Linked DNA regions of Homo sapiens: region 1 is linked to region 2. Evidence: chromatin loops called from intact Hi-C (ENCODE). Cell type or tissue: HCT116. All regions are shown on one strand. Each heading gives the region's core, and the rest is flanking DNA. Links, peaks and the distances in the headings are about the cores only.

The links. Peaks named below come from ENCODE experiments on the same cell type or tissue, not always from the same donor. Only the 100,000 strongest peaks of a DNase experiment are listed, where the experiment ranks them.
Region 1: it touches region 2 in a loop (4-fold over the local background); 7 of 110 quality-filtered maps call a loop at or near these places.

Annotation. Positions count from the first base shown.
Region 1 is chr6:109,394,685-109,400,066 of GRCh38, reverse strand. PPIL6 (peptidylprolyl isomerase like 6) reads left to right here. Exons shown (of 8, transcript NM_173672.5): 7 at 1-32. Among named protein-coding and RNA genes, the nearest start is that of CD164, 15 kb to the right of the region's middle. RefSeq lists a silencer at 2,627-2,921. In HCT116, for the core only: a CTCF peak has its summit at 2,834; no DNase peak of the experiment used is centred there.
Region 2 is chr6:108,891,022-108,896,403 of GRCh38, reverse strand. It overlaps ARMC2 (armadillo repeat containing 2), which reads right to left. Exons shown (of 18, transcript NM_032131.6): 6 at 1,861-1,937. Among named protein-coding and RNA genes, the nearest start is that of ARMC2-AS1, 30 kb to the left of the region's middle. In HCT116, for the core only: a CTCF peak has its summit at 2,832 (motif pointing right); a DNase peak (open chromatin) is centred at 2,843.

The DNA.
Region 1 (5,382 bases), core at 266-5,265, 500 kb before region 2:
CCTTATCTAGATAGAAAATTTGTGGCTTTTGGGTATGTATATTGTAGATCTATTTATATAATATTCACACCTGTAAAAATGTCATTTAAAAATATTTGGATAAGTATTGTATATAGTGTATAGGTAGCTAAAAATAGGGCTTAAATGCAAAAATAATACAAATAGAGACAAAAGTATTTAAGAAATATTTTGCAAGAAGTTTGCTATCTATAAAAACACAGAAACTGGCCAGACACAGTGGCTCAGGCATATAATCCCAGCACTTTTGGAGGCTGAGGTGGGAGATTGCTTGAGCCCAGGAGTTCAAGACCAGCCTGGGCAACATAGCGAGACCCCATCTCTACAAAAAGATTAAAAATTATCTGGCTTGGCATGGTGGCTCATGCCTGTAATCTCAGCACTTTGGCAGGCCAAGGCAGGTGAATTACTTAAGGCCAGGAGTTCCAGAGCAGCCTGCCCAACATGGTAAAACCCCGTCTCTACTAAAAATACAAAAATTAGTCAGGCATGATGGCATGTGCCTGTAATTCCAGCCACTCCGGAGGCTGAGGCAGGAGAATCACATGAACCTGGGAGGTGGTTGCAGTGAGCCAAGATCATGCCACTGCACTCCAGCCGGGGTGACACAGCAAGACTCTGTCTCAAAAATAAATAAATAGGCCGGGTGCAGTGGCTCACACCTGTAATCCCAGCACTTTGGGAGGCTGAGGCAGGCAGATCACTCGAGGGCAGAAGTTCCAGACCAGCCTGGCCAACATGGCGAAACCCCATCTCCACTAAAAATACAAAAAATTAGCCAGGCGTGGTGGCATGCACCTGTAGTCCCGGCTACTCGGGAGGCTGAGGCAGGATAATTGCTTGAACCCAGGAGGCAGAGGTTGCAGTGAGCCGAGATCGTGCCACTGCACTCCATCCTGGGCGACAGAGCAAGACTCTGTCTTAAATAAATAAATAAATAAATAAATAAATAAAAATTAGCTGGGTGTGGTGGTGTGTGCCTGTAGTCCCAGCTACTGAAGAAGTTTCGGTGGGAGGATTGCTTGAGCCTGGGAGCCATGATTGTGCCACTGCACTCCAGCCTGGGCAACAGAATGAGACCCTACCTCAAAAAATATATAAGACAAAATAAAAAAATAAAAACAGAAACCATTTAGGCATAGTCACAATAATGTTCTTTCTGTGTCTCTATCTATCCATCTATCAAATCTTCAGCCTTAAGGATATTATCAATTCTTTATTACTATGAATCATACCACAGTGCTTAATAATATACTAATATGTAGAAGTGAAGAGGTGAAGTCATTTCAATAATTGTCCATGGACATCATGAAGAGGTAGATGAAAACTATTCAAGTTACATATAACTTTTTTTACTGAACGATTTTAAATATGAAAACATCACAGGTAATAGTTATTATTAGAATATTATTAGCAAGATGCTTAAAGCCATGTGGACCTAAAATGGATGATAGAAATACTTTTCATCACTCCAGTGTTTCATCTCTCTCTTTAATTACTGAGTGAATATGAGGCAGGGCTTACTTCTTCTTCCCTGAGATAATGTAAAGTGTTTGTATTTTTCTGAATAACTGTTAGATTTATTCCACCCACTCCATAGGGATAATTATTGACTCTCCAGCACCTGGAATGTCATGCCAGTGTTCATTTTAACCACAGTAATTCCTTTAGTGTAATGCTTTCTGTGATACTTCCAGGTTGAAAAAATAGAAAGTGTATTTTCATCCATAGGATATCTTTAAAGAGATAACATTACATTAATAGATGCATAACGTAAAACAATGACTTGTCTTAAGTTTTCCCTGGTCCCCAATAAATTGTATTCTGATTTCGAAAATGCATTATTAAATTAGTTTTAAGGCTGGACGCGGTGGCTCACGCCTGTAATCCCAGCACTTTGGGAGGCCAAGGCGGGTAGATCATGAGGTCAGGAGTTCAAGACCATCCTGGCCAACATGGTGAAACCCCATCTCTCCTAAAAATACAAAAATTAGCTGGGCATGGTGGCACACACCTGTAGTCCCAGCTACTCAGGAGGCTGAGGCAGGAGAATTGCTTGAACCCAGCAGGGGGAGGTTGCAGTGAGCCGAGATCGCACCACTGCACTCCAGTCTGACGACAGGGTGAGACACCATTTAAAAAAAAAAAAAAAAGTTTTAAATCCAAATAACATTTCTTGAATCATTTAAATCCAAATAACATTTCTTGGACCATTTAAATCTCTGTCATGTTGCTGACAGTCTCTGTCCTCTACCAACTTCCTGGTGATCTTTTATATCTCAGCTAAAGGTACCTTTCTCAAACACAAACATGACTACTTTAAAACATTTAGTGCCTCCATTACCACCTCCACATCTGCACAGCCTGAAGTCTAGAGTGGCATTCCAGGTCCTCTGGCCCCACATCCTTTGTTCAGCCTTCACTTCTGCTGTTTTCCCAACTCATTCAAGCAGAATTTCTTTAGGCACCTGCAGTATGCCATTCATGGTACTCAGTGCTGGGGAAAAAGAGCGACAAGGTACAATCCCTGCTCTTCAGCGAGCTTAGAGTATGTTATGAAAACAAGGTCAAATAGCCAATAGCTATGTGACAGTGAGACATGGGCCATGCAAACTGTGTACAGGGTGCATTGGGAGATGGGTAAGAAAACACCCTCCAACTCCCTTCACCAAAGCGAACACAGAGCGTTACAGGGCGGCAATGGAGTGGAGAGCACTCGGTCTCCTTTTGATGGTTCCTGTTCTCTATGATCCACCTTCCTCTTGGAGAAATCTCTAATTTTTGTTATCACCACTCTGTCCTCAGGGAGGCACTGCCCTCCTTCTATTCTGCTATTCTGCCTCAAGTATGATCTCAGTGTATTCCTTAAATCTCCAAATTAAAAACAAAGTCTCCAAATCACAGTTGGGGCTGGGCTGGAATATTTAAATAAGACCTTACAGAGTGCTAAGGGAGAAGCAGAAATGTAAAACATAATAGGCAACTAGATAATCTAGTTAAACTAATGAAATAGAACTCCTTCAGGGATACCTTCCTTCCCAGTTGTAGGGCTGCCTCTTCCCTATCATCTCTCAGTATCCCCAGGTGTGTCTGAGCTTTTGGAAGCCCAGACATGGTTAGCAAGGTCCAGAGAGATAAAGAATATTCCTCTCTGATCCAAGACAGGCACTCCTTCCAAGCCCAGTTTCCAGGTACATGAACCTGCCGCTCTCTCAGATGGATGACACTGGGAATGTCCTTCAGGAAAGACTGTAGCAATCCACAGAGCATGGCTGGCCCAGTGGGCTCATAGGGAAAGAATATCACAAAACAAGCCTGTAAGCTCTCCATTCACGTGCACCCATTGTAGAAGGGGTTTGGGGGAGGGGGAATTATTTCATTTTAAGAGACTTGTAAGGTGGGAGGGGGTCATGGAAAGTTTCATGAGAAGGTGAGCTGAGGAGTGAAATGTCACGTAGAAGTTAGCCAGATAGAGAAGCTAGAAATCACAATGAGTCAAATCAGTTTTAGGAAGAGTGAAGAGGTTTCGCAGAGAGGCCCTGAGGAGTAAGAGAGCATCTTATCTACAAGTCATCTGTTCTGGGCAGAGCTTGGTACTTAGGGGAGAATGGAAAGGGTGGAGGCCGGATAAGAGGGTCAGCAAGGGTCCAACTCCCAATGGACTGCGGGTGCCATGCTGCTGAGCAGGAACCTCACGCAAAGGTGATGGGGGCCATGGGAGAATTTTACATTGTGAGCGACATAACCAGCTTCTCATTTTGAAGAAAAAATCTCTTTAGCAGAAGTGAGGAATGAATTGGCAAAGAATGAAAAGGAAGTAGCAAGACCACTTAAGAAGCTATGGTTATAACAGGCCATAAATGAAGTCCTGCTCTAAAGCATCAGCAGTACAGATGAGCAGGTGATAAGTGGACAAACTCAAGACATTGAGAAGTTAGAGTAGAGAAGCACTTTGGGAGTCCGAGGTGGGCCGATCACGAGGTCAAGCGATCGAGACCATCCTGGCTAACACGGTGAAACCTCATCTCTACTAAAAAAAATACAAAAAATTAGCCGGGCGTGGTGGCAGGCGCCTGTAGTCCCAGCTACTTGGGAGACTGAGGCAGAATGGTGTCAACCCGGGAGGCGGAGCTTGCAGTGAGCGGAGATCGCACCACTGCACTACAGACTTGGTGACAGGGTGAGACTCCGTCTCAGGAAAAAAAAAAAAAAAAAAAGAGATCGAGACCATCCTGGCCAACATGGTAAAACCCCGTCTCTACTAAAAATACAAAAAGTTAGCCACGCATGGTGGCAGATGCCTGTAATCCCGGCTGCTCGGGAGGCTGAGGCAGGAGAATCGCTTGAACCTGGGAGGCAGAGGTTGCAGTGAGCCGAGATTGCGCCACTGTACTCCAGCCTGGCGACAGAGTAAGACTGTCTCAAAAAAAAAAAAAAAAAAGAAGTTAGAGTCGGGGGTGAGGGCCTGAGAGGAGTCCAGGCCAGCACTGTCCAGTAGAACTCTCTGTGACGATGGAAATGTCCTGTATTCTGCACGGCCCAGTATGACAGCCACTGGCCACATGTGGCCACTGGGCACTTGAAATGTGGCTAGTGTGACTAAGGAACTATATTTAATTCTAATTAAGGGTTTTTTTTTTTTGAGACAGGGTCTCACTCTGTCACCCAGGCTGGAGTGCAGTGGTGCGATCTCAGCTCACTGCAACCTCTGCCTCCCGGGTTTAAGCAATTCTCATGCCTCCGCCACCCAAGTAGCTGGGATTATAGGCATGCACCACCATGCCCAGCTAATTTTTGTATTTTTAGTAGAGATGGGTTTTCCCCATGTTGGCCAAGCTAGTCTTGAACTCCTGACCTCAAGTGATCCACCCGCCTCAGCCTCCTAAAGTGCTGGGATTACAGGTGTGAGCCACTGCAACTCCCAGCCTATAATTAAGTTTAAATAGCGATATGTAGCTAGTGGCATCCATATTGGGCAGTGCAGGTCTAGAGTAACTCCTAGGATTTGGGAACTGGTTGGAGGGGTGGTACCATTCACCAAGATAGAGAATATAAGGAGGAGGATTTGGGAGAGAAAATCATGAGTTCAAGTTGGACAAGTTTCATATTAGGATACCTATAGGATAGCCAGTTGGTGGCATCCCAGGAGGTGGATATTCAAGCTGAGTCAGAGCTGGAAATGTAATTTGGAAACAATTTGTAGACTGGCAGCCAAGCTGCAACCAAACCATAGTACCATCACTCCAAGAACAGTCCCTGTGCCTTTGCTTATCTTGTCTTGTTGGAGAACAGGCTTCATACTCTCTTTGGACAGAAATGAATCTATTTATCCTCTGCCCTTCATCCTCAGAATGTTGTCCTGTG
Region 2 (5,382 bases), core at 184-5,183:
AATAATAAGGTTGTTTCAATCTTGGGCAACAATCTAATATTTTAGAAAGCACTTTCATCTAGGTTCACAGTTTGCTAAATATAAACATTATGATTCAACAGGAAATTGGGTAAGTCAAGCAAAAATTTCAGCATGTTTTTGAAGATTTTGCTGTCTCAGTGGTTATAGTTGTTAACCACAGCTTTGAGTTCTGGACACAAAAACCTGACACAATGTTTGGATTGGCTGATGTTTTTAGCACGTAAATGTAAAATCCTTAGCAACTATGCTGGCTCAGAAATTAGTATATCTAAGATTTTCCTGAGTAAAGAAATTCCCAATGACACAGAAGTCATTTTATTGATAAAAAACTAAATTTTGAAGATAAGAATTTTTAAAATCTACTATTTAGTATTGTAAAATCTCATGGGTACAAAAATATATGAAGAATATAACAGACATCAGTGTACCCCACACTAGTTTGGTCAGATATTAACATTTTGCCATATTTTTATCCTTTCCCTTATTTTAAAGAAATGAAACATTACAGATATGTGGCTCCCTGCATCCATTCCCCTCCTCCTCTCCCTCTAGGGGTTACCACCATCCTAAATCCACTGGTTACTATGACTACACTTGACTTCGCATGCTTACCACATGGCTGTGTATCCATAAACAATATATGTCTTTGCTTTTGCAACTTGTTTCATCTCATATTATGTTTGTACTGAATTTACTCAATATTACAATATTACAAAAGCCCATGAGTTCACTTTTGTGACAACTATATTCTATTGCATGAATACATTTTGTATCATTTCTAGACTGTGGTTTATATTGTTATATATTTTCTCAAACACTTTAAAGGCCCAAAGGACGGTCTTAATAAAGTTAATATAGTTTCATTTAAGTGAGCAATTATCTTTTTTTTTTTTTTTTTTTGAGATGAGTCTCGCTCTGTCGCCCAGGCTGGAGTGCAGCGGCGTGGTCTAGACTCACTGCAAACTCCATCTCCTGGGTTCAAGTGATTCTGCTGCCTCAGCCTCCCAAGTAGTTGGGATTACAGGTGCCCCACTCCCTCCCACCATGCGTAGCTAATTTTTGTATTATTATTATTTTTTTTTGGTAGAGATGGGGTTTCATGATGTTGGCCAGGCTGGTCTTGAACTCCTGACCTCAAGTGATCCGCCTGCCTCAGTCTCCCAAAGTGCTGGGATTACAGGCGTGAGCCACCATGCCCAGCCAAGCAATGCCTTGAACTCAAGCTTTGAACCCAAGAACTATGTTAATGTCAAGTTTTGCAACTTTCCAAATGCTTTTACAAAATGATTTCTATAAAACCATTAAGACTGTCATCTAGGCCGGGCGTGGTGGCTCACCCCTGTAATCCCAGCACTTTGGAAGGCTGAGGCAGGCGGATCACGAGGTCAGGAGATTGAGACCATCCTGGCTAAAACAATGAAAGCTCGTCTCTACTAAAAATACAAAAAATTAGCCAGGCGTGGTGGCGGGCGCCTGTAGTCCCAGCTACTCAGGAGGCTGAGGCAGGAGAATGGCATGAACCTGGGAGGTGGAGCTTGCAGTGAGCCGAGATTGCACCACTGCACTCCAGCCTGGGCGACAGAGCAAGACTCCATCTCAAAAAAAAAAAAAAAAAAAAAAAAGACTGTCATCTATAGATGTTTGAGGCATCAGAGTTGGGTAGTGGTAAGATGGTAACATTGTATGAATATAATAAAAATGTATAAAAATAAATGTTGATTTGTGACCAAATTGGACAAACTTCCTTAAGTTTCCAGTGGCCAACATAGATATCTTCAGTGCAAACATCTTTCCTTCAAGTGGAGATGCTGTAGATGAAGGAGTGTGGGGACCCCTCACCTGCTTTGGTTTGCAGCCTGCTCAGGTCTGAGCTACTGGGGCATGATGAGGCCCTCGCATGTCTCTTCCCCTGGTCCCTAGGAGGAATACATAAAACACTCAGCGCAAACATGAAAACACTTCTAATTTTGTAAATGACAAGAGTCTGCTATATACAGTTTCTTATTTATTATTTTGAGATAGGTCTCACTCTGTCATCCAGGCTAGAGAACAGTGGTGCTGTGATCATAGCTCACTGCAGCCTCAAACTCCTTGGCACAAGTGAGCCTCCCACCCCAGGCTCCCGAGTAGCCAGAACTACAGGCACATGCCACTATGCCTGGTTATTTTTAAAAAATATTTTGTAGAGACAGGGTCTCACTATGTTGTCCAGGCTGGTGATTCCTGGTCTCAAGTGATCCTCCTGCCTCAGCCTCCCAAAATGCTAGTATTATAGGAGTGAGCCACTGTGTCCAGCCGATATACAGTTTCTGAAGAAACCATCGAGAATTGTTTAAAAGATGGGGTTTGGTGCTCTATATGTGGGTTTTTTTTGTTTTTGTTTTTGTGTTTTTGAGACGAAGTCTTGCCCTGTTGCTCAGGCTAGAGTGCAGTGGTGCGATCTCAGCTCACTGCAACCTGCCTGAGCCTCCCCAGTAGCTGGGATTACAGGCACATGCCACCATGCCCGGATAATTTTTGTATTTTTAGTAGAGACGGGGGTTTCGCCATGTTGGCCAGGCTGTTCTCAAACTCCTGACCTCAGGCGATCTGCCCGCCTCAGCCTCCCAAAGTGCTGGGATTACAGGCATGGGCCACCACCCCTGGCCTCTATATGCTGCTTTAATTTACCTTTGATTTCCCGGTAAGATTTATCTTTTTAAAACAAGTCATATTTGCCTAACAACATGAAATACAGTTACTAGAAAGAACAAAAAATCCAGTTTACTTTGCAAATCAAAACAAAATTGGTTAAGGATATATACCACAAGGGGTCACTGTTACAATAAGAAAGAACTCTGGGATGCTTGGATTACAAAAGCTTAGCCTTTGGGAGCTGGGAAAGACCTCTGTCTCTTTTTCTCTCTTCCTCCCTTCCCCGATCCCTGCAGATAAAGAAACTGTCCCAGCTGGCCAGATGTGCCCAAGGTCACACAGTAAAGACAGATTTGGAACTTAGGTCTCATAATTTACAAATTTGCTTCTCTTTCCACTACATAAAAATGTGCCCTGATTCCATTTTTAAAATTAAATTAATATTCTCTGACAATATTTATTTTTAGAAATATTTTAAACATTAAAAAACTGAAAATAAATTTGGACAGTCCCCAGATGATAAATATTTTGTATTCCAAATAAAAGAGCAGTGGCTGGCCAACAGCAGGATTACATGCTCAGGTTTTTAAAAAGTTTTATTTAATGTAGAGAACATCTCTGAAGGATACAGCTTCTCTTTAGCCAGAGCTGACACTTAGAAGTACTTACTTTTAAATATGTGCACAAAATTCCAAGGTAAAAAAACACCAGGAAAAGAAGAGTGCAAGTTTTATATCAAAATTTCTTTTTGTCCATCAAATATAATAGTTGCTCCAAAAAACTCACAAAGAAGGCTTATACATGTGATAGTCCCTGTGAACATCTGTATGTGCCCGTGGCTTCTCCTTCCTGTGTAGTGAGCCCCCCAGTGACTATGCCATGTTGCAGCTTAGCCCTTGGCCTTTCCTACCGCCCTGAAGATTAGCTTCTCCAAATACCATTTTTTACTTCATTAACATGTTCCCCCCACCTTTTTTTTTTTTTTTTTTGAGATGGAGTTTCACTCTTGTTGCCCAGGCTGGAGTGCAATGGCGTGATCTCGGCTCACCCCAACTTCCGCCTCCCAGGTCCAAGGGATTCTCCTGCCTCAGCCTCCCGAGTAGCTGGGATTACAGGCGTGTGCCACCATGCCTGGCTAATTTTGTATTTTTAGTAGAGATGGGGTTTCTCCATGTTGGTCAGGCTGGTCTCAAACTCCCAACCTCAGGTGATCCGCCTGCCTCGGCCTCCCAAAATGCTGGGATAACAGGTGTGAGCCATGGCGCCCACCAGCCACCCCATTTTTTTTTTAAACACTTAACACTTCCTTTAATCATAAAATAGGAAAAAGATGAAGTCAATTTTCCAAAAATTGTCTAATTAATATTCAGAAATAACTGCTTTATTTGTACATAATAAAAATACGATAGCAAATGTCACTAGCCAATCGAAAATGGCTACGGGGACAGGGACCTCTCAAAGAAGGCAGAAATAAAAGAATCAACCTTGCAAAAAGGTAAAATACCAAGTTTGTCAGGGTGTGGAGCCAAGGAAGTTCTCATATTTATCACTCCTAGAAATAACAAGAAGGTTTGAGACTAGGGACAAGGCCTTGCTTTCAATACATACACCTGCCCTACACAACTATTAAAATCAAGCAAGATACTTTTCAACTAATGGGCTTCCAAAGTCACTGGTCCACTCTCCCTCAAGTCATGGTCAGTGATGAGGTTGCCTACATAAATACCACACGCATGTATCCCCACTTCTAGGGGAAAAAATGAAGTGTCCTTCTTATATGCAAATGCTTAGCAGTGCTGGGTCTCCCAGTTCTCAAGCAGAGCACAGAACTAATTAACTCAAGATGGATTAAAGACTTAAACATAAGACCTAAAACCATAAAAACCCTAGAAGAAAACCTAGGCAATACCATTCAGGACATAGGCATGGGCAAAGACTTCATGACTAAAACAACAAAAGCAATGGCAACAAAAGCCAAAATTGACAAATGGGATCTAATTAAACTAAAGAGCTTCTGCACAGCAAAAGAAACTATCATCAGAGTGAACAAGCAACCTACAGAATAGGAGAAAATGTTTGCAGTCTATCCATCTGACAAAGGGCTAATATCCAGAATCTACAAAGAACTAAACAAATTTACAAGAAAAAAAAATTCCATCAAAAAGTGGATGAAGGATATGAACAGACACTTCTCAAAAGAAGACATTTATGCGGCCAACAAATATATTTTAAAAAGCTCATCATCACTGGTCATTAGAGAAATGCAAATCAAAACCACAATGAGATATCATCTCACTCCAGGTAGAATGGCAATCATTAAAAAGTCAGGAAACAGTAAATGCTGGAGAGGATGTGGAGAAATAGGAATGCTTTTACACTGTTGGTGGGAGTGTAAATTAGTTCAACCATTGTGGAAGACAGTGTGGCAATTCCTCAAGGATCTAGAACCAGAAATACCATTTGACCCAGCGATCCCATTACTGGGTATATACCCAAAGGATTATAAATCATTCTACTATAATGACACATGCACACGTATGCATATTGCAGCACTGTTCACAATAGCAAAAACTTGGAACCAACCCAAATGTCCATCAATGATAGGCTGAATAAAGAAAATGTGGCACATATACACCATGGAATAGTATGCGGCCATAAAAAAGGATGAGTTCGTGTACTTTGCAGTGACATGGATGAAGCTGGAAACCATCATTCTCAGCAAACACA